Linked DNA regions of Mus musculus: all the other regions are linked to region 1. The links are chromatin loops, found by intact Hi-C in ENCODE. Cell type or tissue: heart. All regions are shown on one strand.

What was found. Peaks named below come from ENCODE experiments on the same cell type or tissue, not always from the same donor. Only the 100,000 strongest peaks of a DNase experiment are listed, where the experiment ranks them.
Region 2: it touches region 1 in a loop (2.2-fold over the local background); 5 of 42 quality-filtered maps call a loop at or near these places.
Region 3: it touches region 1 in a loop (2.7-fold over the local background); 12 of 42 quality-filtered maps call a loop at or near these places.
Region 4: a loop joins it to region 1, with 4 times the contacts of the local background. A loop is called at or near these places in 20 of 42 quality-filtered maps.

Annotation. Positions count from the first base shown.
Region 1 is chr17:45,577,243-45,585,242 of GRCm38, forward strand. Slc29a1 (solute carrier family 29 (nucleoside transporters), member 1) reads right to left here. Exons shown (of 14, transcript NM_001357771.2): 14 at 7,958-8,000. Among named protein-coding and RNA genes, the nearest start is that of Gm35399, 7.9 kb to the left of the region's middle. In heart, CTCF peaks have their summits at 1,822 (motif pointing left), 4,394 (motif pointing right), 4,610 and 5,689 (motif pointing left); DNase peaks (open chromatin) are centred at 3,789, 4,409, 7,409, 7,799 and 3 weaker places; H3K4me3 peaks cover 766 bases; H3K27ac peaks cover 3,204 bases.
Region 2 is chr17:46,155,245-46,163,244 of GRCm38, forward strand. Gtpbp2 (GTP binding protein 2) reads left to right here and starts at 5,788. Exons shown (of 12, transcript NM_019581.3): 1 at 5,788-6,082. The coding sequence starts at 5,897. In heart, a CTCF peak has its summit at 4,996 (motif pointing left); DNase peaks (open chromatin) are centred at 2,097, 5,017, 5,697, 7,957 and 1 weaker place; H3K4me3 peaks cover 3,866 bases; H3K27ac peaks cover 3,607 bases.
Region 3 is chr17:45,713,882-45,721,881 of GRCm38, forward strand. The region is part of intron 3 of Gm35456 (a long non-coding RNA gene); the gene reads right to left. Among named protein-coding and RNA genes, the nearest start is that of Gm35456, 9.0 kb to the right of the region's middle. In heart, a CTCF peak has its summit at 4,622 (motif pointing left); a DNase peak (open chromatin) is centred at 4,640; H3K27me3 peaks cover 538 bases.
Region 4 is chr17:45,638,404-45,646,403 of GRCm38, forward strand. It overlaps Capn11 (calpain 11), which reads right to left. Exons shown (of 22, transcript NM_001013767.2): 4 at 5,351-5,469; 5 at 4,426-4,559; 6 at 4,065-4,233; 7 at 1,400-1,483; 8 at 1,220-1,305; 9 at 1,007-1,081; 10 at 666-829; 11 at 292-467. Among named protein-coding and RNA genes, the nearest start is that of Gm52283, 15 kb to the left of the region's middle. In heart, CTCF peaks have their summits at 4,612 (motif pointing left) and 5,956 (motif pointing left); a DNase peak (open chromatin) is centred at 4,518; H3K27ac peaks cover 503 bases.

The DNA.
Region 1 (8,000 bases):
GAGTCTGGGTTTAGTAGCTCATATTTACTTTTCCGGCATTTAGAATTTGGGGTAGAGGATTACCATGAGTTCCAGGGCAGCCTAGGCTATGCAGTGTTCTGCAGGCTAGCCTGGTCTATGGAGTGAGACCCTGCCTTAAAACAACGATGATGCCGGGCAGTGGTGGCGCACGCCTTTAATCCCAGCACTCGGGAGGCAGAGGCAGGAGGATTTCTGAGTTCGAGGCCAGCCTGGTCTACAGAGTGAGTTCCAGGACAGCCAGGGCTACACAGAGAAACCCTGTCTCGAAAAACAAAAAAATAAAATAAAATAAATAAACAAACAAAAAAAAAAAACGATGATGGGGCTAGAGAGATGAATCAGGGGCTAAAATCACTGGCTGCCCTTCCGGAGCACACATGGCACACACACATGGAAGCAAGACACCTGTAGACAGGCTCGGGGTGGTTGTAAGCACCTTTGATGCCAGCACCCAGGAGGCAAAGGAGGGTGGGTCTCTGAGTGTGAGGCCAGCTTCGTCTACATGGTAAGTTCCAGGACATCGAGGACTACATACAAAGACTCTGTCTTGCCGAGCATGGTGGCGCACGCCTTTAATCCCAGCACTTGGGAGGCAGACGCAGGCAGATTCCTGAGTTTGAGGCCAGCCTGGTCTACAAAGGAGTTCCAGGACAGCCAGGGCTATACAGAGACTCTGTCTCAAAAAAAAAAAAAAAAAAAAAAAAAACAACACTTGCTCCTGCAGAAGATGGGGGTAAGATTCCCAGAGCCGGGGTGTGGGGTGTGGCTCACAACTACCTGTAACTCCAGTTCTAGAGAAATATTCACCTCTCCTGCCCCCAAAGGTATTATGTGTACACAACGCACAGGCAGGCTGGCAAGGCACATTCAAAACTTTATAGGGGCTAAAATTCAAATGTAACATTTTCCCTTATCAATACACTATCTTTAACTCAGGAATGGTGGCATTTGTTTGTCCCAGCATTCTGGACACTGAAGCAGAGTAGTCTGGACAACATTGGGGAAAATGGTTAAAAACAAAGAAAAAAAAGCAAGGTGTGGAGAGTGAAGGAGTTGATTTTACCCCCAATTCACTACCAATTGTAAGGAGAATTCTTTGCCTACAGGGTGTAGATAACCAAGCGTGGGGCCCAGCAGCGGCAAGTAGTGACCTGTTACGAGCTGTGTTAGCTGGCCACTCTCCAACAGCTTCTGCCGGATCAAGTATAAACCCTATCTTAGGAACAATGGTGGTTGCAGCCTACTACTGGGACTCAGGCCCCTCCAGGCCTAGGGGGTTTTAAGGCTGTCTCTAGGGGCCTTTCCCACTCTTCAGGATAGAGCTCAGCATGGCACCCGCAGCCTTTTATAACCCAGCCCCAGCCTGCAGGGCTGCTTTCTGTGCCCACACTCCTCCCTTCCTGAAGGGCTTCCTTTCTAGGTCACTGGGAGTCACCTGGCTTTTTTTTTTTTTTCTTTTTTAATCTTCTGAGAGCAGAGCTGTGTACTACCCTGACTCCATGGGTCCTAAGCCTGTCTGTTTCCTTAGGCCACCCAGGTTCATCCTTGGGTTGTTAAGGGCCCAAGTGGGCTGGAGGTTCTATGCACTTAGTATGCTCAAGTAAAGCTCAGGGGCCAGGCAGTGGTGGCGCACGCCTTTAATCCCAGCACTCGGGAGGTAGAGGCAGGAGGATTTCTGAGTTCAAGGCCAGCCCAGAGGTTAAGAGCACTATCTGCTCTTCCAGAGGTCCTGAGTTCAATCCCCAACAACCACATGGTGGCTCATGACCATCTGTAATGAGATCTGGCGCCCTCTTCTGACTTGCATGTGTACATGCAGGCAGAACACTGTATACATAATAAGCAAATCATAAAAACAAGACAAAAACAGCTATCCAACAGGCAGAGGGATGGGAGGGGGCGATCCAGACTGGATTTGGATTGAAGACCCAGGCCTAACCAAGCCGATAGCTAAAGTTATGGACAAGAACAGAATCGCTAAAGGCAGAATGGTTATAAAAGGGACAGGATTAAAAAGAAAATGTAAAAAGAGAGCCGGGCGTGGTGGCGCATGCCTTTAATCCCAGCCCTCGGGAGGCAGAGGCATTTCTGAGTTCCAGGCCAGCCTGGTCTACAAAGTGAATGCCAGGACAGCCAGGGCTACACAGAGAAACCCTGTCTCGAAAAACCAAAAAAAAAAAAAAAAAGGACAGGATTTGTGACTGACCCTATTCTCAAAATGTAAACGGGACCTCATCAGGGTACCCCATTAACACACTCGGGACCATTTTTCCGTGTTCTGAAGACCTGTGTCTCTAAGGTATGTAACTAACTAACCAGCCCTGCCTTCTCTTCTACCACAGTCCTCTCAGACTTGACCTCCAGTGCTCCCAGCCCCTTCAAGGGAAACTAAAGAGTAGCCTGAACAGAATTTATTCTGGACCTGACTGGTCAGGGGAGGGGCAGGCTGGCGCCATACACACAACCTGTCCTGGGTTCTGCCTGCCTCCTGTTCTGCCCCAGGCACTGGCGACTCCCTTTCTGCACACGGGTCTCAGCTGACTGGATCTCTGTTTGCTGTGCTCTGTGCCTGTGTCCTTAGCTCTGGGACTGGGTGGCAGAGATACACATCAAGGACCCAAGCCTTTCGTTCCACTGTAGTTTACTGACAGAATCTTTTTGTTGCTGTTGTTTTGTTTTTGTTTTGAGTCAGGGTTTCACAGTGTAGCCTTCCTTGGCTGTCCTCGAACTCAACTCTGTTAGACCAGGCTGGCCTCAAACTCACAGAAATCCCCCTGCCTCTGCTTCCTGAGTCCTGGGATTAAAGGCACGCACCGCATCGTCATGCCTGCCTACAGAATCCCTTTTTCATCCTTTAGCCTTTCTGTTTTCCAGAGTAAACCAGGCACGCATCGAGGAGTCCCAGTCCCCAGCTATGGGAGAGCTGAGTCATTCATGATCTCTGTGGCTCTCCACCTGTTACCTTCCCTGCTTTACACATGAGAGACTCTGAGTACCTGGTGTAAGGTGACCTGGGCACGAGGTGCAGTGGTATAGGTCCCACAGTCTGACTTCCTCACAAGCAAGTGGAGAAGGTGCTCCCATTGAGGTGGGGGGCAGGGAACCTGTGACATCACATACTTTGCTTAGCTCCAGCAGCCCCTACCCCAAACCCAGGGTGCATCCCGTCTCCAAAGTCTTGGGATTCCTAGCTGACTGACTGACAGCAAGAGCCCAAGCAGTAATCCACACTGGAAGAGGTAACTAGGTAAGTATGGCTTGGTTCTCAAGCTCCCAGCGCCCAGAGGTGTGGGGGAGGGGAGCAGGTAGCTTAGGTGGACCACCCCAGGATGCCGAGACTCATCCTGGTTACCAGGGGACCTTACGGGGCAGCAGCATTAAGAGTATCTTCTTGCTGTTCAGTGGTGGTGCACACCTTTAATCCCAGCATTTGGGAGGCAAAGGCAGGCAGATTTCTGAGTTTGAGGCCAGCCTGGTCTACAGAGTGAGTTTCAGGACAGCCAGGGCTACACGGAGAAACCCTGTCTCGAAAAACCAATAAATAAATAAATAAATAAATAGTATCTTCTTACCCTGTACCAACTCTAATAAATAAATAAATAAATAAATAAATAAATAAATAGTATCTTCTTACCCTGTACCAACTCTAGGCACGTGGTTTAATTCCCTTAGCAGAGCCTGCCCGATGTTCCCACTCCCTGGCGAGAAACCGGAGCCACAGAGAATGGCTTTTCCTGGTTTGAACAGCTGGGCCCAAGACAGATGACTCTGTGGGTCTGAATTCAAGCCAAGTGGCCCTACCCCCTGAAAAGGCCAAGGAAGAGCGTGCTGCTGTCTCGGGCCCTGCTGATCCACACTTAGCACTTCCCCACAGCTAGGACCCAGAAAGCCGCGTGCTCGGGACTACCGGGAGGGGTAGAGGGCTGAATGGGCACACCATGAAAACAAACAGGGTAAGCCTGTTTTTCTAGCCTGGCTAGAACACAGTCATCGATGGGTTAAGGAGTTGAGGACTCTGGCCATTCCCACCCTAGGAACACTACGGTCCCCAGGGACCTGTATGGACTGCCAGCCTAGCTGTGACATCATTCTGGCCAATCTCCTGCCGTCACACTTTCCTGTTTGCACAGCCAGACAGCACAGTTCTCTGCTCACATCCATTCCTAGTTGCTATCAACTTAATTCTACGAACAATTTAGTTTAGGTGAGAATTGAGGTTCTCCTGTCTCTCCACTTCCTTGTACCCTTGTTTTCACATCTCCTCCTTTCTATACCTAGAGGTTTTTAAACAAAGGTAGAATTTACCAGTCTTCTCATGTAAACACCGGAAAAAGCAGACATCCTTGCAGTCACTGGTCTGCTCAATTGCAGTGGTGGATTATGACCACAAGGGGGTGCTCTGCAATCTTCACCATATTGACCCACACAGTAAAGGACTTTTACATCAGTGGCAGCCATCCAGAAAACAGCAGTTCAGTAGACTGCTTTGAACAGAGACCAGAGACGTCAGGAAGTGATGTACAACATTGTGGCAGGAAGGATACCTGGCAGTCCCTTGCTCAAGCTTCCCTCCCTCCCAGGAGGAGGAAGTAACCTGCAGTGGGTCCTGACTCTCCTTGACCTTCAAGGTGGTGCCTACAGAGCTCACTTGTGGTCAGAAGCCATCAGTGTAGTTACTCAGGGACAAGGCTATGCATTAGAAGAGTTTGAGGTGGGGGAGGCTGAAGAGAGATCTCAGTGGTTCTTAAGAGCACTGGCTCCTCTTACAGAGCACCTGGGTTCAATTCCCAGGACCCACATGGTAGTTCACAACTGTCTGCAACTAGATGTATATGCAAGCAAAACACCAATGTACATAAAATTGTTTTTTTTTTTTAAAAAGACTTTGGGAGAAAACGATTATATTCCAGATATTTTCTTCAACACTGGTGGCAGAATCATAAATGCCCCCCTCCGACACCCATTCAGGTCAGTGCCAGAGTTAAGAGCCTACTAACATTCAAGGACATTCAAGCAATGAATGTCACCACATAGGTGGGTGGGACATGAGATGGGGTAAACTTGACAAGCGTCACATGCTCATGAATATCTTCAGATCACCCCTAGGAACCAGGGAGCACTTTCAGCTCAAAGTGTGACAGGAGATAAGTCATATCACCAACGCCCTAGGGCGCAGAACGGGGAGAGACTTTCACAAGCCAATGGTAGAGAGTCAAACATCAGGGAACTTTGGGGAAGGGAGAGACACCCTTGTAATCACTGCACAAAAATTCCCTTGTGATGGTGCCATGCCTCAATCCTAGCCCTCGGGAGAGTAGCCATAGTGAGTACCATGCCAGCCAGGATGCACAGCCATCTTGCTGAATCTTCAACACTCTTCGGAAAAGCTAAGACCAGTAAAAAAGTAGTTACAGGCAGGACAGCGGTGGCACATACCTTACTTCCTAGTGCTCAGGAGGCAGAGACAGGAGGATCTCTAGAGAGCAAGTTCCAAGACAGTCAGGGCTACACAGAAAAACTGACTCAAAAAAAGGGGGGAGGGCGGGGAAAGGGGAGGGCTGGAGAGATGGCTCAGCGGTGAGAACACTGACTGCTCTCCCAGAGGTCCTGAGTTCAACTCTCAGCAACCACAAGGTGGCTCACAAGCATCTGTAGTGGGGTCTGGTGCCCTCTTCTGGTATGTCTGAGGACAGCTACAGTGTACTCACATACATAAAATAAATCTTTGGAAAATGAGTAATTACACTCTCACCAGTTCCTTGTGGCCACACACGGGGGTGGATTAGAGGGAACCCAGGAGCCAGACTGTAGGTAGGAAGTTAGAGTTTGGGAAAAAAATTCGGGTTCCCCAGAGGCTACCAGTGTTGAAAAAGAAAGCTGCTAAACCTCTCGTGAATTTCAGTACGAGGAGGAAGTCAAGTCATTGGAGCTAAGGGCAAGCAGGAGAGACTTTGTTTGTATTTTTTAGCTTGCCTCCTAGTTAGGGAACAGGCAGTTTGAACCAGATAGCATAGGAAGGCCATTTCTAACAGAGCAGATGTATGCTGGGGGTGTTTGTTGGTTGATTGGTTTGGTTGTTTGAAACATGGTTTCTCTGTATAGCCCTGCTTTCCTGGAACTTGAACTGTAGACCACCAGAACAGCCTTGAACTCACAGATCTGCCTGCCTCTGCCTCCCAAGCGCCAGCATTAAAGGTGTGAGCTACCACTGCTGAGGCATGTATGCAGTTTTGACAAACTAGTCATGGACACCCGTGCTTGGTACAGTGATGCGTTTAACCTCCAACCCACCACCAAGCTTGACCTTAGTAAGGATTGATAACAAGCAACTGGGGAATGGAGGGAGGGATGGCTCAGTGGTTAAGAGCATTGGCTGCTCTTCCAGGAAACCTGGGTTCAATTCCCAGGAGCCACGTGGCAGCTCACAACTGTCTTTAACTCCAGTCCCAGAGGGTCAGATGCTCTGACACAGACATATATGTAAGCAAAAACACCAATGCACATTAATTTTAAAAAAAAAAAAAGAAGAAGAAGAAAAAGAATTGAAAACAACCCAGGCTATGGTTGTATACACCTTTAAATCCCAGCACTCAGGAAGCAGAGGCAGGTGGATCTCTGAGTTTAAGGCCAGCATGATCTATATATAGAGTTCCAGGACAGCCAAGGTTAGAGAGAAACTCTGTCTCAATAAAAAAAACAAAAACAAAAGAAAATACACTACTTCTCACGAAAGTCTGAAGCCTTTGTTTAAATCAGTTCTCCACCTGTGGATTGTGACCCCTTTGGGGTGGGTCTAAGGACCCTTTCACAGGGGTCACCCAAGACCATGGGAAAACAGATATTTATAGAACGACTCATAACAGCAGCAGAATTGCAGTTATGAAACAGCAACGAAAATAATTTTATGGTTGGGGCTCACCCCATGAGGAACTGTGTTAAAAGTGTTGAAGCACTAGGAAGTTTGAGAACCACTAGTTTAAATGAAATTTCTGTGAAAAAAGGAAGTCCCAACAGTAGGGCCACCCCTGTAGCCATCAGCTGGTAGAGGATGAGAGAACATGCAGCCTTGGGGGAGGGGGCTTGGGAGATGGGGCGGGGCAAAAGCTTCTGTCTCCCAGGGCTGGGGACAAGGGGCACTTAGGACCAGAGTGTTCCTCTCAGTTCCAGTCAGTCCTGAGCTGGAGCATCAGCGCCCCCTCCACCGAGGGAGTCTCACATCCCATACCAACACACCCTTCCTCAGACCACAGTATGGCTGAAGAACGGGGAGGTCCAACGCCAACATGAGGACACATAGGCCCGTTGTTCTCCAGGAAGTCTGGCAGCCTGGGCTTTGGTGTCAGGGCCTGGAGCCAAGGTAAGGGAGAGCCCAGGCCTCAGCCTTTTCCTGCCCAGGGATGTGGGAGTATGGCCAGGAGCTGGGGGTGGGGCTGGCCAGTTTGGCAGAGTTCATTCCAGGAGCTGAGGACAGCGTGGTGGGGGAGGGGAAGGTAGCGGGGAAGACAAAGCTGCCTCCATTTCCAGGCCCTTGAAATGAGAAAGAGGGGCTGGGGCATAGCTCGGCTAGCAGAGCGCTTGCCTAGCATGCACAAAGCCCTGGACTTGATCCCTAGATCCAGGACATGGTGGTACACAGCTGCAGTACCAGCACATAGGAAGCGGTTCAAGGCCACCTTCAGGTACTTATGGAATGTGAAGACCACTCGGGCTACATCTTTCTAAATCTGGGCCACAGTCTGGGTGGCGTCTTGGCTCCAGGCCTGTCTCTTCCCTGTGTCCCCAGTAGGGGGCGCTGCAGCCCCTCTGAGACTGAAGGACTGCATCCTCCCCCTTATACCCAGGCCCAGGCTTGGGTCATTGCAGAAACCTAGACTCAGGCTGCCAGCCTTCTCTCCTCTCCAAGGAGTTAGTTAAACCTTGGAAGGATGCACAGAGCTATGGAGAAAAAAAATGTTTATTTAATCAGATGGCCTCTGAAG
Region 2 (8,000 bases), 580 kb after region 1:
AAGTTTGGGGCCGGAGAGATAGCTCAGCAGTTAAGAGCACTGACTGCTCTTCCAGAGGTCCTGAGTTCAGTTCCCAGCAACCACATGGTGGCTCACAACCATCTGCAACAGGATCTGATGTCCTCTCCTGGTGTGTCTGAAGACGGCTACTCATCATATATATAAAATAAAATTTATTTAAAAAAAATAGAAAATTTGTATGCACTATAAAACGATACAATTTATAGCATACGGTAGTCAGACAGATGTTTTTAGCAGGAAGGACATTTGTTTATTGAGAGAGAATTTCACGTAGCACAGGCTTGCCTCAAACTTGCCATGGTGCTCAGGCTGGCCTTCATCTGCAGGATCCCCTGCTCAGCCTCCCAAGGGCTGGGATTATAGTTGTGAAGAGTTGTGCTTGGCTTTATATATTTATTCATTTTTGTATTTGGAGACTGGATTTCATTTAGCCCAGGCTAGCCTTGAACTCCCTATGTAATCAAGGTTGACCTGGAATCTCCCCACAGCCTCCATCCTGTATCTCCAAAGTGCTGGAGTCATAGGCTCAGCACCTCTGGAAGAGCAGCTGGTGTTCTTAACCCCTGAGCCATCTCTCCAGCCCCAAAATGTGTATTCAAAGAGACTTGAATTTGGGTCATCCCAGCAGGTGGTGAGAAATTAAGTGAACTCTAGAGATATTTAGAAAGATGTCCATCCAGTAGAGATGGTGGTGCACACCTTTAGTCCCAGCACAGGGGAGGCAGAGGCAGGTAGATCGCAGAGCTCAAGACAAGCCTGGTCTACAATAGTTCCAGGACAGCCAGGGCTACACAGAGAAACCCTGTTGTGTAACAACAAAAACAAACAAAAGACAGATGTCTCATGAATATAATTTAATTTAGCATTGGGTTTGAAGAGGAGAAGGGATAGAAAGTGGCCATCAAGAAGATAAGCAGAGGGTTGGCGAGATGGCTCAGCGGTTAAGAGCAATGACTGCTCTTCCAAAGGTCCTGAGTTCAAATTCCAGCAACCACTTGGTGGCTCACAAACGTCCGTAATGAGATCTGACGCCCTCTTCTGGTGTGTCTGAAGACAGCTACCGTGTACTTATGTATAATAATATATAAATCTTAAAAAGAAGAAGAAGCAGCAGCAGCTAAGCAGAGCCAGGCGGTGGACAGCACTTAGGAGGTGGGGTGGAGGCCATGAGGCAAGCCCACACACACACTGAGATCCTGTCTTACGTGGGGTCCAGGGATCAGGCTTGAACAGGAAGTGCTTTCACCCACTCAATCAGCCCTGCAGAGTTTCTTTAAAAAAAGAAAGGGGGTGGGGAACAGGTTTCTGACTTTAGATCTGTCTTAGATAGGGTTTTACTGCTGTGAGCAGACACCATGCCCAAGGCAACTCTTATAAGGACAACATTTAATTGGGGCTGGGCTTACAGGTTCAGAGGTTCAGGCCATTATCATCAAGGCGGGAACATGGCAACCCAGGGAGGCCTGGTGCAGGAGATGCTGAGAGTTCAACACCTTCATCTGGAGGCTGCTAGCAGAATACTGGCTTCCAGGCAGCTTGGATGAGAGTCTTAAAGCCCACACCCACAGGGACACACCTACTCCAACAGGCTGCACCCTCTGCTAGTGCCACTCCCTGGGCCAAGCAGATACAAACCATCGCAAGCACCTACTGGACCAGCTGTATCAGTCAATGAGTGACGACATATGAGAGGTAGGCATATGGGGAAGTAAGGAGAAAAGTATGAAGAAGGAGACACAAGTGCCAGGTCATAGAAGTCAAGACTAGAGTGAGTTTCCCGAAGTAGGGACCAGACGTCAAGACATCCTGTAACAGCACAATTAATATACCGTGGTGGGTGGCTGGAGAGCTGCTTCACTGGTTAAGAGTACAGACTGCTCATGGAGAGTTCCTGGGTTCAGTTCCCATCACCCACTCTACGTGGGTCCCAATCAGCTCCCAGGGGCTTGCACATGCTCTGCTAGCCCCTGAGGACACTGTACTCGTACGCACAAACCCATTCACATGCATACGCAATCACAAATACTGTGCCGCTAGGCATAGTGTCTCACATCACTAATCCCGGCAGTTGGGATGCAGAAGTAGCCAGAGCTCTGAGCCTGAGGCCAGAATGGTCTACAGATCAAGATCCAGGACAGCCAGGGCTGCGCAGAGACCCCTTTCTGTAAAGATCAAAGGAGGGGGGGGAATAGTGTGGTGTTGAGCTAGCTCAGTGGTTGAATGCTTGCCTAGCATGCACGAGAGTCTTAGTCCAAGCACTGTGTGGGAAATGGATAAATAAAATAAAAGCTAGAAATCCAGAACAGGACGGTGCATGTGTAAATCTTACTATGTGATGGTGGCAGCTTCTTCATGTAAGTGACACAAGACAATCCCAGGCCTGACAGTGACGACCTGTTGGAGGGCTGAGGCAGATGGAGCACAAGTTCAAGGCCAACATGGATAACTCAGCAAGACTCTGTCTCAAAATGAAAAGGACAGAACAGGACTCAGGGGGATCGTCTAGGTGTGCAGAAGAGTGCTTAAGAAGAATAACAAGGGGAGAGCTTTTAAAAATAAACTTAGTGTTGGGGCTGGAGAGATAGCTCAGCAGTTAGGAGCACTGACTGACCTTCTAAAGGTCCCAAGTTCAAATCCCAGCAACCAGCAACCACATGGTGGCTCACAACCATCCATAACAAGATCTGATGCCCTCTTCTGAGGTGTCTGAAGACAGCTGCAATTGATTTATATGTGTGTGTGTGTGAGTATGTGTATATATATACATATACATACACACATATATAATATTTATCATATAAACATATTATATTTATATTATATAATATATTTATATATTTTAATTTTGTATTTATAATATAATACTATATTATAAATATGAATTTATAATACTATATTATAAATGTATATTCATAATATAGTATATTATAAATATATTTATAATAAATGTAAATTTAATTATTAAAATAATAAATAAATAAATCTTTAAAAAATAAATAAACTGCCAGGCATGTTGGCGCACGCCTTTAATCCCAGCACTCAGGAGGCAGAGGCAGGCAGATTTCTGAGTTCGAGGCCAGCCTGGTCTACAAAGTGAGTTCCAGGACAGCCAGGGCTACACAGAGAAACCCTGTCTCAAAAAAGGAACAAACAAAACCAAAACCCACCAGAAAAATCACTGCAGGAAGCTAGCAGAACAACTCAGTAGAAGACTCTGTGCATATCAAGCACGGAGGCTCTGGGTTCAGTTGTTAGTGTAAATAAAACAAAAAACAAACAAACAAAAAGATCAGAGCCAGGAAGATGGCTTAGTGGGTAAAGGCATTTGCTGCCAAGTCTGGTGACCTGAATTCAAGTCAGAATAAATTTCTGCAAGTTGCCCTCTGACCTCCACATGTACATCATAGTGTACACACATGCATATAGATTAAACATTTTATACACACACACACACACACACACACACACACATTTAAACTATGTGTATATCTGTAATTGGAATTGTGTGCCAAAGTGTGGTGTTCTCAGAGGGCAGAAGAGGGTGCCGGTTTCCCTGGAGCTGGAACTACAAGGAGTGATAAATCACCCTACATGGTGCTGGGACCTGAACTCTGATCCTCTGGAAGAGCAGCAAGAGCTCTTATCCACTGAACCATCTCTCTAGCTCCAAGAGTAAAACTTTTCAAAATCTCCTAAAAAAAAAAACATATATATATATATATATATATATATATATATATATATATATATAGTCATAATGAGGTTGGCTTAAGGGTGACAGGCAAGCAAGAAAGCAGAGGGGAAGGTTGCTCTAAGTCAGAGCACATGAAAGTGACATCACAAAATGCATATTCATACAAAGGTACTAGATGTAAAAGCAAGTGACTCACTACAAGCCAGGAAAAATATTTGCATGTGATGTGTATATAAGCACACACTATATACATCCTATAGGCAGCCACCTCGTAAACAACCTGTCTAGGAAACTGGCCACTTATACCACCTCCACTCCCCAGGACCCTGGTCTCCCAGCAGGCATCCTGTGGCCTCTCTCCTCTGCCAGCCCTCACTTCTCTCTGTAGGTAGGCCAGGCTGTTCAAGAATGGGTTATATCATGCCCCACCCTTTCTTAAAGGAAGGTATCCATTAAGGAGAATTGGCTGGGATGGAATTGTGTGTTAAAGGGTGACTGCTGGAAGATCCGTGGATATTTAAAAAATAGTTATCAGTTGAGTGCAGTGGTTTCTGGCTGGTGAGAGAACCCGGCCTGTTTGTGGTGATAATGTGTGGGTGGGGTGGGGATGTCTCTTCCTTTCTATTCCCATCCTTTGAGATGTCTCACTGAATTCTCTAGTCTCCATCTCTAAAAACTTTTTTTTCCTGGCAATCCTGGTCTTAAGCATACAGGATAGCATACAGAAAAGACACCTACTTTCCTTTACTGAAGACCCAGGTAAATGGCTGATCTGCAAGGCTTTTCAACTTTTGGTTCTTTTGGTATATAGCTGGTGTGGAAACTATCCAATGTGGACAGCGACTGCATGCTCAATAGACTCGTCTCCTTCGATGTGGAACTGTGCAGAAGTTATGGACTCAACCAGGTCTGAACTCCTTCAGAGTACACCAGAGGTAAGTGCTCCTACCGTACCGTGGAGAACTTTCAAACTCTGTTCTATTTCTTGGCTATGTGTGAACACCTGGTTGTTTGTGAAGAGAGGGGAATGGACGTACTGTGAGTCATGAGATAGCCACGGCGCTGGAATTTGAACCCTGGCGTCCTGACTCTGTGCCCAGCAATTCTGCTTCTCCATTCTGAGCCTTTGGTGCCCCGTATACTGGTTTATGTCGCTCTGAGAGTTCTGAAGGACAGGAGAGACAGCTTGGCTAGAAAGACAAATCAGCAATCCCCTGGCGTCCTAGGACAAGTTCTATTCCTGGCTACTTTCCCCGCCCCCTGGTGGTTGACGTAACTGGAACCCCAGCTCCGCCCCAAGTAGGGGCCAGGCCCCTCCTCCGGACAAGTTTTAAACCAAATTCTGTTTTCCGGGATTGGCTAAACTTCAAAACAAAGGGGAGGAGAGATACTTGCAGTAGGCACCCTCCAAACCTTAGGCAGCTGGCTGCTTTATGGGTCCTGGACACGTGTCTGGCCACTGCGGTGCCTGGGGCTGCTAAAACCAACCCCCGGATTGTGCCACCCAAGTAATAAAACAGTGACTATATTGCAAGGGTGGCATAATCATCGTCACAATAACAGCTCTAATTATGCTATAACTACCATCTGCCTCCGCCCTAGCTTTTGCCCTGACTCACTCGACAGCACTCCAGCCGTCAGGAAAGAAACTGAGGCAGAGGTGGAGCCAGCAGGCTGTCAGATCCAACCTCCCCGATTTTTAACTTGTTGTCTGGGGTCAGCGCCGAAAGGTCAAACCCAGTTCAATTCTGATATAAGCCCTTCACCTCCGGTTACTGTCCCTAATCTCAGGCCACAAAGCCTTCCTACTGCCCCTAGAAGAGAAGCCGCTGGCAGTACGGGAAACTGGGTGCCGACTACAACTCCCCTTAGTCTTTGCGCTCAAGGCGCGCTTGCTGCCCTCGCCCCCGAAGCCACCTGTGACTCTCGCATAGCGATGCCTCTTGGGAATTGTAGTTCGAACTCGCATTCTTTAGCACTAAATCTCATAGCTGCGGACTCAGTATCCCTTGATGCCCTGCGGCTTTTTCTGACGCGACTAGGAGGACAGGGAAGGCAGGGGCGTGGCCTACAGTGGGCCACACCCCGCTCTCCTCCGGCTGGCCCGACTCGGCGGTGGCAGTAGGGGCGGCGGCAGTGGCGGGGGGGAGGGGTCGGGCGGGGGGCTGGTGGCAGCGGCGGATGGACTCGCGGGTATCGGAGCTGTTCGGCGGCTGCTGCCGGCCCGGAGGAGGCCCGGCCATGGGTGGAAACCTCAAAGCTCGGGGGGCCGGCGGTAGCAGCAGTTGCGGGGGCCCAAAGGGGAAGAAGAAGAACGGAAGGAACAGAGGAGGTAAAGCCAACAACCCTCCGTACCTGCCCCCAGAGGTGAGCACCTGAAAAGTGGCGGAGCCATGGGGAACTACTCTTCCGGTCCCCGAGACTCCAAGGAGGCGGGAGAGAGAAAATCAATCCCCCTTTCCGGTGTCAAGACCCAAGGGAGGAAGGACCGGGGAAGAGAACCCCTCCTCCTGTTCCAAGACCCCTACAAAGCGGGATCGTCAAGACTGGACGATCCTTTTCAGTGTCAGGACCTCGGGAAGGGACTGCCCCTTTCACCTCCATAACCTTTGGATTAGTGGGAACCGGGGATCCTTTCCTCTTGAGAAGAGCAGAGGATGTCTGAACCCCTACTTACTCTGGGAGTGGGGAAGGAACACTGTACTGGGAAAAGAGGGCAGGCAGAGTAACCAACGTTTTTCTAAACTTAATCCACAGGGAGAAGGGGAGTAGCCGGGACAAGAGCAATGTGTTCCTTCCCTATTCTTCAGTACCCACACACATTAAACCAGAGAACAGTTAGACGTAGCCCTCTGCCCTTTCCTTGTCCTGTGGGGCTGTGGACACAGAGAAGAGTCCGCACGAACCCGCTCTGGGAGTCCTCAAGGCAGAGAAGACTACTTTCCTTCCTCTTAAAATAGGAGAACCCAGTCGGGAGCTAGTGGGCTCGCCTTTAAGTCCCATCACTCTGGAGAGATGGCTCAGCGATTAAGAGCACTGTCTGTTCTTCCAAAGGACCCCCAGTTCAGTTCCCAGCACCCACATAGCTGCTCACAACGGTCTGCAACTCCAGTTCCAGGAAGTCTGATGCCCTCACACACATACATGCAGACAGAACACCAATGCACGTAAAATAAAAATAATGTAAAAAAAAAAAAAATCCCATCACTTGGGAGTCAGAGGCAGGGGGATCTCTGAGTTCAAGGCCAGCCTGGTCTACAGAGCAAGTTACAGGATAGCCATGGCTCCACAAAGAAACCTTGTTTTGAAAAACAAAGATGGGAGAACCCAAGGTGGGAAGAGCTTCAATGGGTGATTATGACTTTTAAGTGTGCACCAGAGTGATTCAGGTTGCTGTTCCTGCTCATAGAATTCTGATTCAGTGGGTGAGAGACGGGCCTGATTGTTTGGCATTTCTTACAAGCTAATGTTGTGGTCTTAGCACCACAATGGTCTTTGAGAACCATTGGCCAAGATTATCTTTCTACCATCTTTATAGTCAGCTATCCTAATTATTCACCTTCAGCAGAAGAGTAGAAAGGTTTCTTTGTTGATGGGAAAAGAGCTCCTACGCATTCCATGGTGTGGTTGACAGTATGGATAAAGACACCTCTAAGGACTTTAAAGACAGCATGATGACCAAGAGGGAAAGAGAAAAATAAAATGGCCAGAGAGGAGGAGCGCAGAAATGCAGGCAGACCAGGCAGACGGTATATAAGTCAAGCTCATACATAACCTTTTGTCCAGGGGGTGGAGGGTGGAGGGTGGCGCGGGGCAGGTGTGTGTGGCACACAGCCCAAAAGGTGGCTGTTGCTCGAAGAGGTTATGTGATGGTTTCCTGGTTTCACCTCACTGAGGCATGAAAAGGGCATAAAAAGCCACAGTGAGTTCACTTTATGGAGTCTGCCCCTAAGCTTTCCTGGTTTGTTTGGGTAAGTCCCAACTTCGGACTTCTGTTCCTCTCTTACCTGGGCCTCTTATCTCGGGGGCGTTTGTAGTGACCAGTGCTGAGTTCATACTTTGGCTCCGTTCCAGAGCCTGTAGCCTCTTACACTTGATGGCATCAGCTGAGAGGGAGGGGCCAGAAGGAAGTAGTGTCTACCAGATGGATGTCAAAAAGAAAGGCTTCAATATCCTGAACACAGAAAAAGAAACCAAAACCAAATACCCGAGCCCGCGCAGCAGTTGGAGGCTGTGGCGGGTGGGGGCAGAGAGGTGAGCTTGTGTCTAGGAAGATCAGTGCTGA
Region 3 (8,000 bases), 140 kb after region 1:
ACCCTTAGAGTATTCAATGCCTGGGACAGAGTCATATCCCAGGCTGGCCTTGAACTCACTGTATGCAGGAGGATGCTCTTGAACAGTCCCCTGTCTCTACCTCTTTTGTGGTCTTCATACCATGTTTGGTTTTTGCAATGCTGGGTCTCTGACCCAGGGTTCTGTGTATTCTAATCAAGCACTGTACCAACTGAGCTACATCTCCAGCCAGGGTTTTCTGGGTCTTACACATACTCTGTCCATGGGTGTCACACATGGGTTTGCACTGAACTGCCTGCCTGATTCGAAAGAGCAGGCAGTATGTCCTTTGGTGTCTTTGGTATTTAGCACAAATGCCAGTGCTTGCGTCTCCTACTTGAGTGCAGGTATCTCATTTTTGTCCCCCTGTGGCTTCCCGCAGGGCTGGCAGGGTGGGCATGTAGCACTGACCAAACATTTGCCTGTCAGCCTGGAAATGCTCCATGAGTGTAGGTGTTCCTGCTTCTCTGGCCTCTCTGCTCCTTTATGTCTGCCTTTGGTGTTCACTCGCACACACACACACACACACACACACACACACACACACACACACACCAGCACACACAGTTACAGTGTAAACTCTGACCATCTACTTGTTCATACGTGCGGCACTCACACACACTGCTTCAGTCCAAACTGTTCCTGAAGGCCTTTCCAGGCCCAGGGTGGGCACTGCAGCCACACACTGTTGACCCAGGTCAGTAGTTTGCTTAGTGTTATTGTTCTTAAGTCTTTTTTTCCTTTTCTATTCTTTTTTCAAAAAAAATTATTTATTGTTGTTGCTTGTTTGTTTGTTTGTTTTCGAGACAGGGTTTCTCTGTGTAGCCCTGGCTGTCCTGAGACTCACTCTGTAGACCAGGCTGGCCTTGAACTCAGAGATCTATCTTCCTTTACCCCCACCCCCCACCCCCAGTGCTGGAATTAAAGGTGTAAGCCATCATCACCTGGACCCAAGTCTTCCTGTCTGGTCTGTCTGTCTGTCTGTCTCTCCATCAAGCCCACTTTTAATAGTGAGAATTAGGAATGAACTCCCTGGCCATCAGTAAGAGACTAGGTAAATCGGTCAGATCCTCTTGTCCCATGGACTGCTACGAGGTAGTTCTGAGAGAGGATGGTATAAGCGCAGACAGACATAAGTTCTAAGATGTTCAGCTGAGGGGAATGAACACATCACTTACACACTAGCTACACAGAATAAACACATCATTTATACATTAGCTGCATAGAATGAACACATTACTTACACACTAGCTACATAGAATGAACACATCACTTACACACTAGCTACATAGAATGAAGTAATTAAGTTCACGCAGCAGTGTCTTGGAGCTATAGAAAAGTTCGTCTGTCCATCCGTATGCACATAGAAAGCACAGCACAGTGGTTCCCAAGCTGCTAGCAGGAACTCCGTAGGGAGAGGAGGGCCTGCTCTTAGGGAAGATAGTGCTATCAATAGCATTGTCCTTGCCGGTCTTCGTGTGGTTCTAGAGATGAGACTCTGGGTCTTGCACAGGTTGCATGAGTGCTCTCCTGAGCCACAGACCTAGTCCTTTTTTTTTTTTTTTAAATTAAAATTTTTTGATGATTTATTTATTTTCTGCCTGCATGTATGGCTGTGTGAAGGTGCCAAGTCCCATGGAAGTAAAGCTACAAACAGTTGTGATTGCCACGTGGGTGCTGGGAATGGAACTCAGGACTTCTGGAAGAGCAGCCAGCACTCTTAACCACTGAGCCATCTCTCCAGCCCTTATTTATTTTATTTTAATTTTTAAAGACAGGGTCTCACTATGTAGCCCTGACTGGCTTGAAACTCACCATATAGACCAATCTGATCTCTAGCTCACAGAGATGTGCCTGCCTCTGCTCCCAAGGGCGGGAGTTCACCATGATGTTCTAGTAAATCTTGCAGGAGTTTTTGGTTTTTGAGGTAGGGTCTTGCTATGTGGCTCTGACTGTCCTAGAACTCATGTTGTAGACCAGGTTGGCCTCACAGAAATCTGCCTGCCTTTGCCTTCTGAGTGCTGGGATCAGAGGTGTGCTTAACCTCTTGTTTTATTTTTCTATTTCTCCATTTCTATCTCTCTCTTCTATCTATCTATCTGTCTATCTATCTATCTATCTATCTATCTATCTATCTATCTATCTATCAATCATATATCTATCTTGTTTTTTCAGACAGGGTTTCTATCCGTAGCTTTGGCTGTCTTAGGACTCACTCTGTAGACAAGTCTGGCCTTGAACTCACAGAAATCTGCCTGCCTCTGCCCAGTCCTAGTGCTGGGACTAAAGGTGTGAGTCACCCCCACCCCCACCCCTGGCAAGATCTATTTTTCATTTCTGATGTGTATGTGTGAGCACCTTCATGTGTGTGTGTGAGCACCTTCATGTGTGTCTGTGCACCCTGGTCATGCCTGGTGGCCCTGGAGGCCGGAAGAGGGCCTCAGGTTCTTTGGAACTGGAATGATAAGCAACTTAGAGTTTCCATGTGGTTGCTGGGAATTGAACTTGGGTCCTCTGCAAGAGCAGTAAGTGCTCTTAACTGCTGAGCCATCTTTCAGGCCTCTGAGTACTTTAATTTTTTAAGAAGGAGAATGTATCCTTGTATTATTTATGAACTTACAACCAACTTTTAAAAAGCAATGTTTACACGGGGAGTGGGGGTGTTGAGAGAGAGAGAGAGAGAGAGAGTACAGGATTCTGTAGGAAGTGGTGCGGTGGTCTCCGACAAGCCTGTATTCCAGTCCTGACCTTGACAATGGCCTGCCAGCAACCCTAGGCATGCCCTTTAACTCCCTGAGCCGATACCCACTCATCTGTGAAGTAATCGGCACAGACGATCTTCAAGGGCCATGGTGACCAGAACAAAGATCTAGGTGTTTAATCTACCATACCCATGGTTTCTCTTCCAGCTTTTACCTCCAAAGCATTTGGGCTTTCACTGGGCGACAGTTAGGTTAAGGGCTGTGAGACTGTGTCTGGTTCCAGCCCAGGGCATCTGCAGGAAGCTTAGCTGGGTAAGTTAGAGACAGACCCTGCCGGCAGAAACCAGGAGAGGATGCTACTTACTTCCATGGTATATGTACCGTGGGATTCAGAGAGTCTATCTAGTCTGTCCCCAGACAGAACTAGGAAGCACAGATCCTTGAAAAGCGAACTGTCTGAGGAAGAGCTGCGGGGAGATTCAGAAAGCTGAGGTAACGCTGTAGAAGAGGAAAGGGCTGACTGGACAGGGTTTTGCGGTTGGCTAAGCCTCCTCCCGAGACCTGTGGTGTTCACTGTTCCGCATCGCTTTGGTGAATACTCAACTGCTGGGTACCACTAAGTCTGACAGAGAGCAGGAGTCTGTTTTATACACGTAAGAGGGTCTTCACAGAGGCCGCAGCCAGTGGCTCTGCATCTCCCTAAGTTAAGCCAAGAGGAAAGAAAGAGTGCCAGCGAGGGCCACCCGGGGAGGACAGGGGACCCTTCAAGAATCAGGTAAGTAGAAAAATAGCTGGCCATCTTCTGCAGTTAACGTTAATGAATGTCCTGCAACCCAGGAGTTCTTTGTCTTATTCAAACTGAAAAATGGGGAAGTGTGTGCGTGTGTGCATGTGTGCGTGCATGTGTGTGTGTGAGGATGCTCAGAGTTAGGCTGTTAGTTGGTGCTGGAGGATGCCTGGGTGTCTGTTAGAGATCAGGTATAAATGTGAGGTGCCCACCAGGGACTAAAAATACTCTTAGCAATATGAATAAACCTTAAAAACAAGAGAGGGGGGCTGGAGAGATGGCTCAGCAGGTAAGAGCACTGACTGCTCTTCAGAAGGTCCTAAGTTCAAATCCCAGCAACCACATGGTGGCTCACAACCATCCGTAATGAGATTGGATGCACTTTTCTGGAGTGTCTGAAGACAGCTACAATGTACTTACATATAATAAATAAATAAATCTTAAAAAACAAAAAACAAAACAAAACAAAACAAAAAAACAAGAGGGGGGGGGAGTAAGAACCATGAATGTCCTGTCTTAGTTTCTTTTCCTGTTGATGTGATAAAAGCAATTTAATAAAGAAAAGAGTTTATTTTAGCTCTTCCTTCAAGGTGCGCATAGTAAAGAAGCCGATCGCAGTGAACGGGAGTCGTAATCCTTTGCCTAGGGGGTGAGTCCGCCCACAGCTGAGATTGGTTGGTCTGCTACAGCTAACTTAATTAGCGGCCCATCTCCCAGGTGGTTCTAGATTTTGTCCAGTGGAGAACATGCATGGAACAGGTGTAGTAAAACATGGTTTTAGTCCCCAGCAGCACCCAGGAGGCTGAGGCACAGGCCAAGGCAGGTCAGTCTCTGTGAGTTTATGTCCAGCCTGGTTGGCATAGTGAATTCCAGGCTAGTCAGGTTACATAGTGAAACTCTGTCTTTACAAACAAAGAAAGTACTAAAAAATAGAAAATTAAAAATGCACACACTTGTCTTACAGGAACATATATGTGGTTGTTGTGGATTGGGGTGAGGAATTGAGATAAAATAAGGATGAACAAACTGGTGTAGCAGCTTCAGCAGCCTCCCAGGTGGGAGCGCAGGGCGAGCCGGTAGCCAAATGTCTGTGCACGTTGCGCCCTCTATTGGATATGAGGGCTACCAGCAAGCGGGTCCTGGAACTGGAGTAAGACGTTGGTACCCTGAATTCCCCTAGTGTGTGTGTACCATCACTCCCGTCCTGTTTTCCCAGTAGAGATGCAAAGTGAGGGCCAGAGAGCCAGAACCGGCTGAGGGGGGCGGCTGGGAACAGAGCAGTCTGAGGTAATCTGGCCATCAGAGCTGTGGCTGCTTCTTGTGCAGAGTCTGGAAGGGTTCCACAGCCCACAGCCTGATCCCAGCCTGTTCCAACTGAAGCCTACTTTGGCATCTGGCAAGAGCTCACTTGCCTAGTCCTCTACCACATAAACCCAACACAGTGGAGCATGCCTGTGGTCCCAGAAATTAAGAGGTAGAGACAGGAGATCCTGAGGTTCAAAGTCATCCTTGGCTGGTGAGGGTTATGGTTAGGGTTATGGTTAGGGTTATGGTTAAGGTTAGGGTTAGGGTTACGGTGGACAAAGTGTGGTCTAATGGATTCATCTCATCACACAAAACGGCATGCTGGGTCCTGGGTACCTTAGTGACTTAGGGGAGGGCCCAGACTATTGTGGGTGATGCCACCCCTGGGCAGGTGGTCCTGGGTTCTATCAGAAAGCAGGCTGAGCAAGCCACGAGGAGCAAGCCAGTAAGCAGCATCCCTCCATGGCCTCTGCATCAGCTCCTGCCTCCTGGATCCTGCCCTGCTTGAGTTCCTATCCTGACTTCCCTCAGTGATGGACTATGGTGTGGAAATACGGGCCAAATAAACCTTCTCACCTTGCTTTTGGCCCTGGTGTCCCATCCCAGCCATAGCGATCTTAGCAGGAATCCTAAGTAAGACATTTCTTTCCCCAAAATCTGTCCCCTCACTCCTGCACCTGAGTCTTCTTTCAAAAAAAAATTACACTCTGTGTGTGTGTGTGTGTGTGAGAGAGAGATAGCCCTGATTTATTTATCTATTTATCTATTTATTCGATCAAGCCCATCCTGCCTCGCCTCCCAGTCCCACCTTTATAAGTCCCTTCCCTTTAACCCTTCCCCCTTTTCAGCACAGACTACCTTAACCTGTTTAGGATCTTCCTTGGTTCCCTGCTGCTCCTAGAGGTAATTTAGATGCTAGGGCCTCTGGTTAGAGTTCCTTAAACCCGTGTCTTCCAGACATCTACTGTCAGCAGCTCTGTCAACCTCCCAGCTCCCACCAGACCATACATGTTCCCCACAGTCTTTGCTCACAAGGGATGGTTCTGCTGATTTCCCACGCTTTTTCCCACCCTGGTCAGGCCCCCTCGCTCTTCAGGCCTGGTTCTTGCTGGTGCCTATACAAATGAGACTTCCCTGAAAAGTAGCAGTTCCCCACCCCCCCAGCTCCTGTCACTGCACTGGTTGTTAGGGGCTGAGGTTTCGATGCCATCAGTGGAGGACTTATTTAGCATGCACGTAGCTCCGGGTTCCGTCGTCTGCACCGCATAAACCAGATGTGGGTGCACACCTGGAATCCCAGCACCCCAGGAGATGGAGGCAGAAAGATGACAAGTTGAGGGCCATCCTCTGCTATCTAGCAGGTTTGGGGCCAGCCTGAGATATATGAAGATGCTAGGCCCGGGAATAACTAATGGGGTCAGGGAGATGGTTCATTGGGTGTCTTAGCTTTGTTGCTGTGAAGAGACACCATGACCAAGGCAATGCTTATAAAGGTTGGCTTTTTAATGGGGCTGGCTTGCAGTTTCAGAGGTTCAGTCCATTATCGTCATGGGGAGAAGCATGGCAGCATCCAGGCAGACAAGGTGCTGCAGGAGCTGGCGTTCTCTAGCTTGGTCAGAAGGCAGCCAGGAGGAGACTGTCTCAAACTAGGTGGGGCTTGAGCACTAGGAGACCTTAAGGCTCACCCACACAGCTCCTCCAGTAAGGCCACACCCACTCCAAGGCCACACCTCCTAATATTTCAACTCCTTTGGGCCAAGCGTTCCAACAAGAGTCTATGGCGGCCAAACCCATTCAAACCACCACAGTGGTTGAAGGTGCCAAGGCTGACGACTTGAGTTCCATCCTCTACCATCCACATGGTAGAAGGTGAGAACTGATTCCCAGAAGATCCCCCGCACCTCTCTATGCGTGCTATGGCACGCATTCCCCAATACCTATACACAAGTAAAGAAAAGCAGTTGTCACAAGTATCCCTGGTTTATTTCATGTTGGTGCAGCCAGCCCAGCTCTTGATCTGCATGTGGAGTGACAAGAACCTGTCCTATGGTCTTTGTCCATAGACCTGGAAGGCTCTTTCTTGGCTTGATCACTTGGGTGACTTGATAGCTGTATGTATAGTATCATAAATGATTTGCTGAGCCTTGTTTTTCCCTCCCGCTAACTGGGACAAAGCCCACACTGCATGCCTGAATCCTCCCCGTGGCCTGCAGGGCCAGTCCAGTCTCTCCCTGTTCCTCCTGCCCTATGCTCCAGCCACATGGCTTCCTGACGTCTCCCGGCTTCTTGGCTTCTATGCTGCTCCTTTCTGAGATCTGAGATCCTCCAGCTCTTTTTTTCAGGGTCACTTCTGAGAGGTCCTCTTGCCCACTCTAAATCTGACTGGCTCTGCTTGCTCCCTTGTTCTGTTTAATATCCTCATGGCCAACTGGTCTACCTCTCAGTTGCTGCTCATAAAGCAGGGAGGGGTTCTTGTGAAGTGAATGGACCCCATGTCAGGGCTGACCTTTCTCTCTTGCCTGGGTTGGCCTGTTTCTATAAGCTCCATCACACAGGGGCTGCTTGTCTCCTCGTTCCTGTTTACCTTCTTGGCACTAGGCCCTGGGCCTGGCCCACGGTGGCTCTGAAGCTCCTGTCCCATGTGTACGTGTGTGAACCCACATGAACCCACATGCATGGGGGAGCCCAAGGTTGATGTTGAGAATCGGCCTCCGTCAATCCTTATTCTTTGAGGCAGGCTTTCTCAATCAAATCCAGAGCTCTCTGATATGGCTGACCTTGCTAGACAGCTCTGGGGATCAAGTCCCTTCTTCTGTCTCCCAGGATTGGAATGACACACAGGCTGCCAAGCTCATCTGTCCTTTACGTGAGTTTTCAGGAGATTCGAACTCTGGTCCTCATCTTTATGTGACAAACTTTATCTACTGAGTCACCCGTCTCCAGCCTCACGAAGACAGGATTTTCAGGGGATCCTGACACCTCATTGATGCTCTCAACATCTCCCAATCTAGAATGATCTTGCTAAACCCTAGAGCCTGGAAAGGGCCAGGAGGACACAGTGAAGTCCATAGTCTCTCTCTCTCTTTTTTTTTCAAGACAGGGTTTCTCTGTATAGCCCTGGCTGTCCTGGAACTCACTCTGTAGACCAGGCTGGCCTCGAACTCAGAAATCCACCTGCCTCTGCCTCC
Region 4 (8,000 bases), 61 kb after region 1:
AAACAAACAAACAAATAAAACAAAACCAAAAAAAAAAAAAAAACAGAAAAAGAAAATAGTAAAAAGAGAAAAAAGAAAAAGAAAAAGAGCACACACCTTTATCCTAGACTGGGGAGTTTGCCTGGTGTATATGGCAAAAGAAGAGGAGGAGGAAGGGGAGGAGGGGGGAGGGGGAGGAAGGGGGAGGAGGGGGAGGGAGGGGGAGGGGAGGAGGAGGAGGAGGAGGAGGAGGAGGAGGAGGAAAAGGAGCCAAAGGGGAAGCACCGGTGGCTGGGGATCCCGGGGACACACCGAGAAGATGACAAAGCCTATGGTGAGGAGCTGGGGTCCCTCTCGAGCATGTCTCCAGTTCTTCTGCATCAGTGCCACCAGACAGGTGCAAACCATTTCGTTTTTCTCAGAGTCATCCTCTGGGTCATCCACTTCCGGGAGAGAGATCTTGAACTGGGGGTTGCTCCAGAACGTCTCTGTGGAAGATCCAGGTCAAGGTGGTTGTGCTGGGGCAGGGCCTTCTGTCTTTGACTGGGCCCTTGTTGGGTGCCCTGAGATTCCAGCCATTCCTGCCTGGGTTCCTGAGGGCCGTGGCATTCCACAAACTGTGCCCTCATCCACCCTGCCTCTGTGACTTCCTGCCCAGGCCTAGTTTTCAGGTTGCCCTCGCCTACCCGGGTGGTTTCTGCAGCCCCCTGCAGTGCTTCCCCTTCGCCAGCTGCCCTCATAGAAGGTGGAGTGCCAGCGGCTCTTGTAATCCCAGGTGTTGAGGGCATCCGGGGTGAGGTTGCAGATCTCCAGCAGTGTAAAGTTGCTCATGAAGTCTTCATAGGACATCCTGGGAAGGGGAGGACGGACAGCGCTGTCAGTACACTCCACAGCCACACCTACGGGCCCTGACCTGACTGTGAAGGGACCCTAGGACCTCCTCACCCGAGGCACACCACACAGAGGCGATTGTAGGGAGATGAGGGATGCCTGTGGGGAGTCTGAGGCTCCTCCAAGCCACACTGACCAGAAATCGCCATCATCCTTCTTGTGTAGCAGCTGTACCCGAACATCTGGGCTCACCTCTTCCCACTCTGTGGCTCTGCCAAGAAAAAACAGTGGATGGGAAGGGCAGCCACCTTCAGAGTTCTTATGAAACCTCGAAGCACTGGGGACAAGAGTTGGCCCCACCCGTGACGTTGGCTTCCACAGGAACCCTGCTGTGTGTTTGGTCCCCTACTTGTCACTCCAGGCTCCATTCCATTCAACCCGACCCCAAGGATTTTGGATCCGAATTAGAGTTTCCAACTTGTCTCTGTAGTAGACCTGGAGGCAGAGAGGCATGGATGCTCAGGACCTGGGCAGGGGGTGGCTCTCCCATACCTGTGATTTCTAAGGGAGGCCAATTGCTTGTACTCACATCCTCTAGGCCAGTCACTGCATAAGCATGTCCTCGCACCAGCATGTTATGTGTCATGGTTTCTACTTCACTATTGTCTGTGACCTACAGAAAAGAAGGGAGAGTGTTTAAGATCTGGCCTGGAAATCCTAAGACAGCCATCATTTTATGTGATTTGTAACACGAATATTATATCTACAAGAGGGCATGTCTAATATGGCCTAGAGGCTTTCAAATTCTCTATGTAGCCAAGAGTGATTCTCCAGCCTCAGCCTCTTGAGGGTTTATAGACATGAGACACTACACCTTGCTTATACTTCACACACACACACACACACACACACACACACACACACACACACACACTGGCACAGAGAGGGAGAAGGGAAAGGAAGAGAGAGAGAAAGGGAGATGGGGGGAGGGAGGGAGGGAGAGAGACAGAGAGAGAGAGAGGGAGAGAGAGAGAGAGGAGACAGAGAGAGAGAGACTATAGATGTCACTCATGTGTGTGGTGAATGTGAATACATGAGATGGCCAAAGAAAGCCACTGAATCTCTTCTGTATTTTTTAAATAAATGCTTATTTTGATTTTATGTGTTATGAGAGTTTTGCTGCATGTTTGTCTGATACACATGTGTGTCTGGTACCCTAGGAGTGGCAGAAGGTGGCATTGGATTCTGGGGAACTTGGAGTTACACTTTGAGACATAATCTCTCACTGAAGGTAAAGCTTATTGCTTTGGGATATATAGGCTGACCAGCAAGTTCCAAGTCTTTATGCTCAGCACTGGGGCTATAGGCACACACAGCCCTGCTGGGTTTTTTGTTTGTTTGTTTTTTTGTTTGTTTTAATGTGGGTGCAGGGGATTTGAACTCAGATGTTTGTTTGTTTGTTTGTTTGTTTGTTTGTTTGTTTTTGAGACAGGGTTTCTCTGTATAGCCCTGGCTGTCCTGGAACTCACTCTGTAGAACAGGCTGTGCCTTGAACTCAGAAATCCACCTGCCTCTGCCTCCCAAGTGCTGGGATTAAAGGCGTGCGCCACCACTGCCCGGCTGAGATTTAGATCTCACATGGAGAGGAAACACCTACTGAGCCGTCTCCTCAGCTCCTGTACATTAGATTCGGAAGCAATTGGTGATTCACCCGCAGTAGTACAGGAAGAGCCTTTGTTCCCCTAGTTCGGATTTCCAATGTTTTGCAATGCTGTACTATAAGTTGAATGTATAGGAGTAAGCCTAGAGCACTTGGGAGGTGAAGGTAGGCAAGTTTCTCTGAGTTTGAGGACAGCCAGGAGTACATAGTGAGACCCTGTCTCAAACAAACAAACAAACAAACAAACAAAACCAAAAGCCTAAGTAAACAGGTAAGAGGACAAAACAAAACAAAAAGCTCACAGAACAAAGCAAGCACCAGGATGCAGGTTTTGACGCAGCCTGCATATCTCCCTCTAGCTTATGAAGTGTGTGTGTGTGTGTGTGTGTGTGTGTGTGTGTGTGTGTGTGTGTGTGTGAGTGTTTTTGGCTGTGTGTGTCTGCGCACTATGGAGGCCAGAAGAAGGTTTGGATCGCCTAGGACTGGAGTTACAGACAGCTGTGTGCTGCCATGTGTGCTGGGAATTGAACCCTGGTCCTCTGGAAAAGCAGACCGTGGAGCCACCTCTCCAGCCCCTTCTTCCTAGCTTTGTCCCTGGTCACTTGCAGTTGGCTGTGCAGCTTTATCACAGATGTAGTTTCATGGATTTGTCACCAAAGTTATGGGCCAGGTTCTTTACTGCTTGCATCTCTAAAGGGCCTTTGTGTCCAGGGTCCCCTCATCCTCTCCTTCCTCCCCTGACCATCATTAATACTCCAGGACAATGCTGTCATTACAAGAAGGTCATAGAGAGGCCCCTATTGTTAGGGGCTGTCGTTGTCTGTACTCTATGGCATGTAAGAATTAATTGGTTTAGCCTGGTGTGGTGGCGCACACCTTTAATCCCAGCACTTGGGAGGCAGAGGCAGGTGGATTTCTGGTCTACAAAGTGAATTCCAGGACAGCCAGGGCTATACAGAGAAACCCTGTCTCGAACCCCCCAAGCCCCCCACCAAAAAAAAAGAAAGAAAGAAAAAAGAATCAATTGGTTTAACTTAATTGAGTCACCCGCAGAAAGGCAACTAACTCCGATTTTCTTTGCTATTACGAGTACAGCCTGCAGAAGCAAGCATCTGTGTGCAGGCTTTGCGAAGAGTAAGTTCTACTCTGCCTGAAATAAATACCCCGCTCCCATAACCGCGGTTACATGGAAGCACTCTGGGTACATTTATTTATTTGAACAAATATTTGTTGAGTGCCTAATGCATGCTGGGTATCGTCCACAGTCCCAGGGTCCAATAGTGAATGCATCCCATAAAGGTCACTGCCAAAAAAAAAAAAAAAAAAAAAAAAGGTCACTGCCTTTCTGGAACCTTCTCCCTTCTCCCTTGAGAAGACAAGCTATGAAAATTTGCATTATGAGTTACTAAGGGGTCACAGAAAGAGAAAGTCGAAACAACTCGGAGGCTGTGCCCGGTGAGAACAGTCATTCTGCACTACAGGCAGACAAAAATTAGTTCAAGAAAGGGGTAGCTAGTGATGAGTCGTTGCGGGGTAAGAGCCTTGGGGTCGGGGTGGGGAGCGACAATATCCAACAAGACCCAGCTTGGCTTACTTCAATGGAACAGCCCATGAGGGAAGACTTCTCCAGGGCTTTCTTGAGGAGCCTTAGCATGTTGCCAGGGGGCTTCTGGAGCGGAATGCACTGTGCTACGCCGCCTGTGAAATCTTCCAAACCCTCCAAAGTGCTGCCTCCAGACAGCGCTCCGTAGGATCCGATCAGCCTGCAGGCAGATAGGGCGCTGTTAGGAGATGTCAGTTGGGGTGAACAGTCAGGCAGAATTGTGAGGGAAATGAGGCATGCCTTATCGTGGCCTGTCTCCTCCCCTGGTTCAGTTAGTGTCCTAGCCCACCTTCCTTGGCAGCCAAAGCCAGGCAGCTCAAGGCCAGCCTGGTTCCTGGCCTGGGCAACTCACTTGGCGTAGGCCTTCTCCAGCAGGGCGCTCCAGAAATCCTGGCGATGGGAGGCGTGCACGAATACCAGCTTGTTGTTCCTAGTGGGCAGCCGGTCGTCCACGACCACGTTCAACCAGTGCCCAAACTGCCAAAGCTGTGGGTGGCAAGGGGACATTTGTCTGCTTACAGGAGATCTGTCCTTAGAGCGCCCCCTCGTGGTCAGGACAAGAACATACCAGCAACAATTACTCAAACTGGAATTCTTTTGTTAAAAAAGGTATATATGTATAGTGTGTGTGTGTGTGTGTGTGTGTGTGATATCTGTCTGTTATTTTTCTCCTTCCACCATGCAAGTTTCAGGGATCAAATTCAGGTTGCCAGGCCTGGGGATAAGTACACTCATCCACGAAACCATCTTGACCAAGGCCCAGTCATTCTTTAGAACAGGCGAGGGAAAGTCAACAAAAGCCTTAAAATCTTAAAATACCTCCCTATTTTCCACACCTCCATCCTCCCTTCCTGTCTTTCCCCTGATCAGTTATCGGTTAAACATCCAGGTTATACCAATTGTATGGTGGAGATTTTCATGTACACAGGAGTGCCTAATGCGCATTTGTGGATGCAGGCACATGGACCACACACACACACACACACACACACAGAGAGAGAGAGAGAGAGAGAGAGAGAGAGAGAGAGAGAGAGAGAGAGAGAGAGAGAGAACAGGAAGAGAGCCACAAACAGCTAATTATTTTCTTTAGAGTTTAAAAAAATTAGCTTTCATAAGCAGATATTTCTCTGAAAGTTAGTTGAAAAGTATTCCCAAACAGTGTCAAAATAAGTACATACATGATCTCTCTCCCCCTCCCTTCCTCCCTTCCTCTCTTCCTGTCTTTCTCCTTCCTTCCTTCCACCCCTCCCTCCTTCTCTTTCAGGTCTTCCCTTTACCTGAAAGTGGAAGATGCCAGCATAGTTCTTCTTGAAGCTCTGATTTCTGGGCACCACACGGTACAGCAGTTTGGGGCAGGTGGTAAGGGAGCCAATGGCAGCCAGGAGCCAGCAGTCCCCTTAAAGGCAGGCAGGTAGGGATTGCCCCTTGAGCGGCCTCACATGTGTGGAGGTCCCAGACTCAAGGGAGTCACAAACCAGGGTGACACGCTTTGGTTTGGAGGAGTTTAGGCTAGGCTGCACAGCATCCTGGTTGCTGTCAGGACAGGCTCCTATCTGTTGAACATATCCATTCACCTCTCTCTGTGGCCCCCATTCCTACTCTGTGCACAGGTTGCAGTAGTGGCCAAAGGCCCAAGGTGTGTCTTGGAACACTTCTGTAATCTCAGCGTTTGGGTGGTGGAGGCTAAAAGGATTGTAAGTTCTTTTGCCACCAACCTGTTGTACAGAGTGAGACTTTGTCTCAAACCACTCAAGAGTTGGAGCGATGCCTAGCAGCTAAGAGTACACCTTCTCTTCTAGAGGACTTGAGTTCAGTTCCCAATATTCATAGCAGGTAATTTGCCACCACACGTCACTCTAGGTCTAGGGGAAATCTGACACCTCCCTCTTCTGGTCTCCACAGGCACTGCACTCACATGCACATACACACAAAATTCAGAAGGAAAATCTTGCCTGGTACATGCCTTTAATCCCAGGACACAGGAGGCAGAGGCAGGTGGATATTTGAGTTCAAGGCCAACCTGGATTGCAGATCGAGTTCCAGGAAGGAAAGGGCTATAGAGAAATCCTGTCTTAAAAAAAAAAAACAAAAGAAGCCGGGCAGGGATGGCACACGCTTTTAATCCCAGCACTCAGGAGGCAGAGGTAGGCAGATTTCTGAGTTCGAGGCCTGTGGGAAGCCGCCCCCACATTCGCCGTCACAAGATGGCGCTGACATCCTGTGTTCTAAGTTGGTAAACAAATAATCTGCGCATGAGCCAAGGGTATTTACGACTACTTGTACTCTGTTTTTCCCGTGAACGTCAGCTCGGCCATGGGCTGCAGCCAATCAGGGAGTGATGCGCCCTAGGCAATGGTTGTTCTCTTTAAAATAGAAGGGGTTTCGTTTTCTCTCTCTCTTGCTTCTCTCTCTTGCTTCTTACACTCTGGCCCCAAAAAGATGTAAGCAATAAAGCTTTGCCGTAGAAGATTCTGGTTGTTGTGTTCTTCCTGGCCGGTCGTGAGAACGCGACGAATAACAATTGGTGCCGAATTCCGGGACGAGAAAATCCGGGACGAGAAAAAACTCCGGACTGGCGCAGGAGGGATACTTCATTTCAGAACCAGAACTGCGGATCACGTTTATAAAGGTTCCCGTAACACAGACTGTTGAGAAGGATTCAACTGCCGAATTCAGAACTCATCAGCTGGGGAACGACGGTGATAAAGGTTCCCGTAAAGCAGACTGTTAAGAAGGATTCAACTGTATGAATTCAGAACTTTTCAGCTGGGGAACGAGAGTACCAGTGAGTATGTTTGGCCTTGAATTTTTTCTGGTGTTAGGAGCCCTTTTGTTCTTTTTCACATGCTATCAAGTGATTAAGATAGGGCTGAAAATTCTAGAGGAAATTCAGGACAATCTATCAGAAGTAAAGCGGGGAGAGAGAGTAGGAACAAAGAGGAAGTATGGTACACAAAATAAGTATACAGGCCTTTCCAAGGGTCTTGAACCCGAGGAAAAGTTAAGGTTAGGTAGGAATACCTGGAGAGAGATTAGAAGAAAAAGAGGAAAAAGGGAGAAGAAAAAAGATCGATTAGCGGAGGTCTCTAGGAGATACTCGTCACTAGATGAGCTCAGGAAGCCAGCTCTTAGTAGCTCTGAAGCAAGTGAAGAATCCTCCTCTGAGGAAACAGACTGGGAGGAAGAAGCAGCCCATTACCAGCCAGCTAATTGGTCAAGAAAAAAGCCAAAAGCGGCTGGCGAAAGTCAGCGTACTGTTCAACCTCCCGGCAGTCGGTTTCAAGGTCCGCCCTATGCGGAGCCCCCGCCCTGCGTAGTGCGTCAGCAATGCGCAGAGGGGCAATGCGCAGAGAGGTGCGCAGAGAGGCAGTGCGCAGAGAGGTGCGCAGAGAGGCAGTGCGCAGAGAGGTGCGCAGAGAGGCAGTGCGCAGAGAGGCAGTGCGCAGACTCATTCATTCCCCGAGAGGAACAAAAGAAAATACAACAGGCATTTCCAGTCTTTGAAGGAGCCGAGGGTGGGCGTGTCCACGCTCCGGTAGAATACGTACAGATTAAGGAAATTGCCGAGTCGGTTCGTAAATACGGAACCAATGCTAATTTTACCTTGGCGCAGTTAGACAGGCTCGCTGGTATGGCACTAACGCCTGCTGATTGGCAGACGGTTGCAAAAGCCGCTCTCCCTAGTATGGCCAAATATGTGGAATGGCGAGCTCTGTGGCAGGAGGCGGCACAGGCGCAGGCCCGAGCAAACGCTGCTGCTTTAACTCCAGAGCAGAGAGATTGGACTTTTGACTTGTTAACGGGTCAGAGAGCTTATTCTGCTAAACCTGATAAGAGGTATCAATGGAAGGTCTTACCACAGGGGATGTCCAATAGTCCTACAATGTGCCAACTTTATGTGCAAGAAGCTCTTTTGCCAGTGAGGAA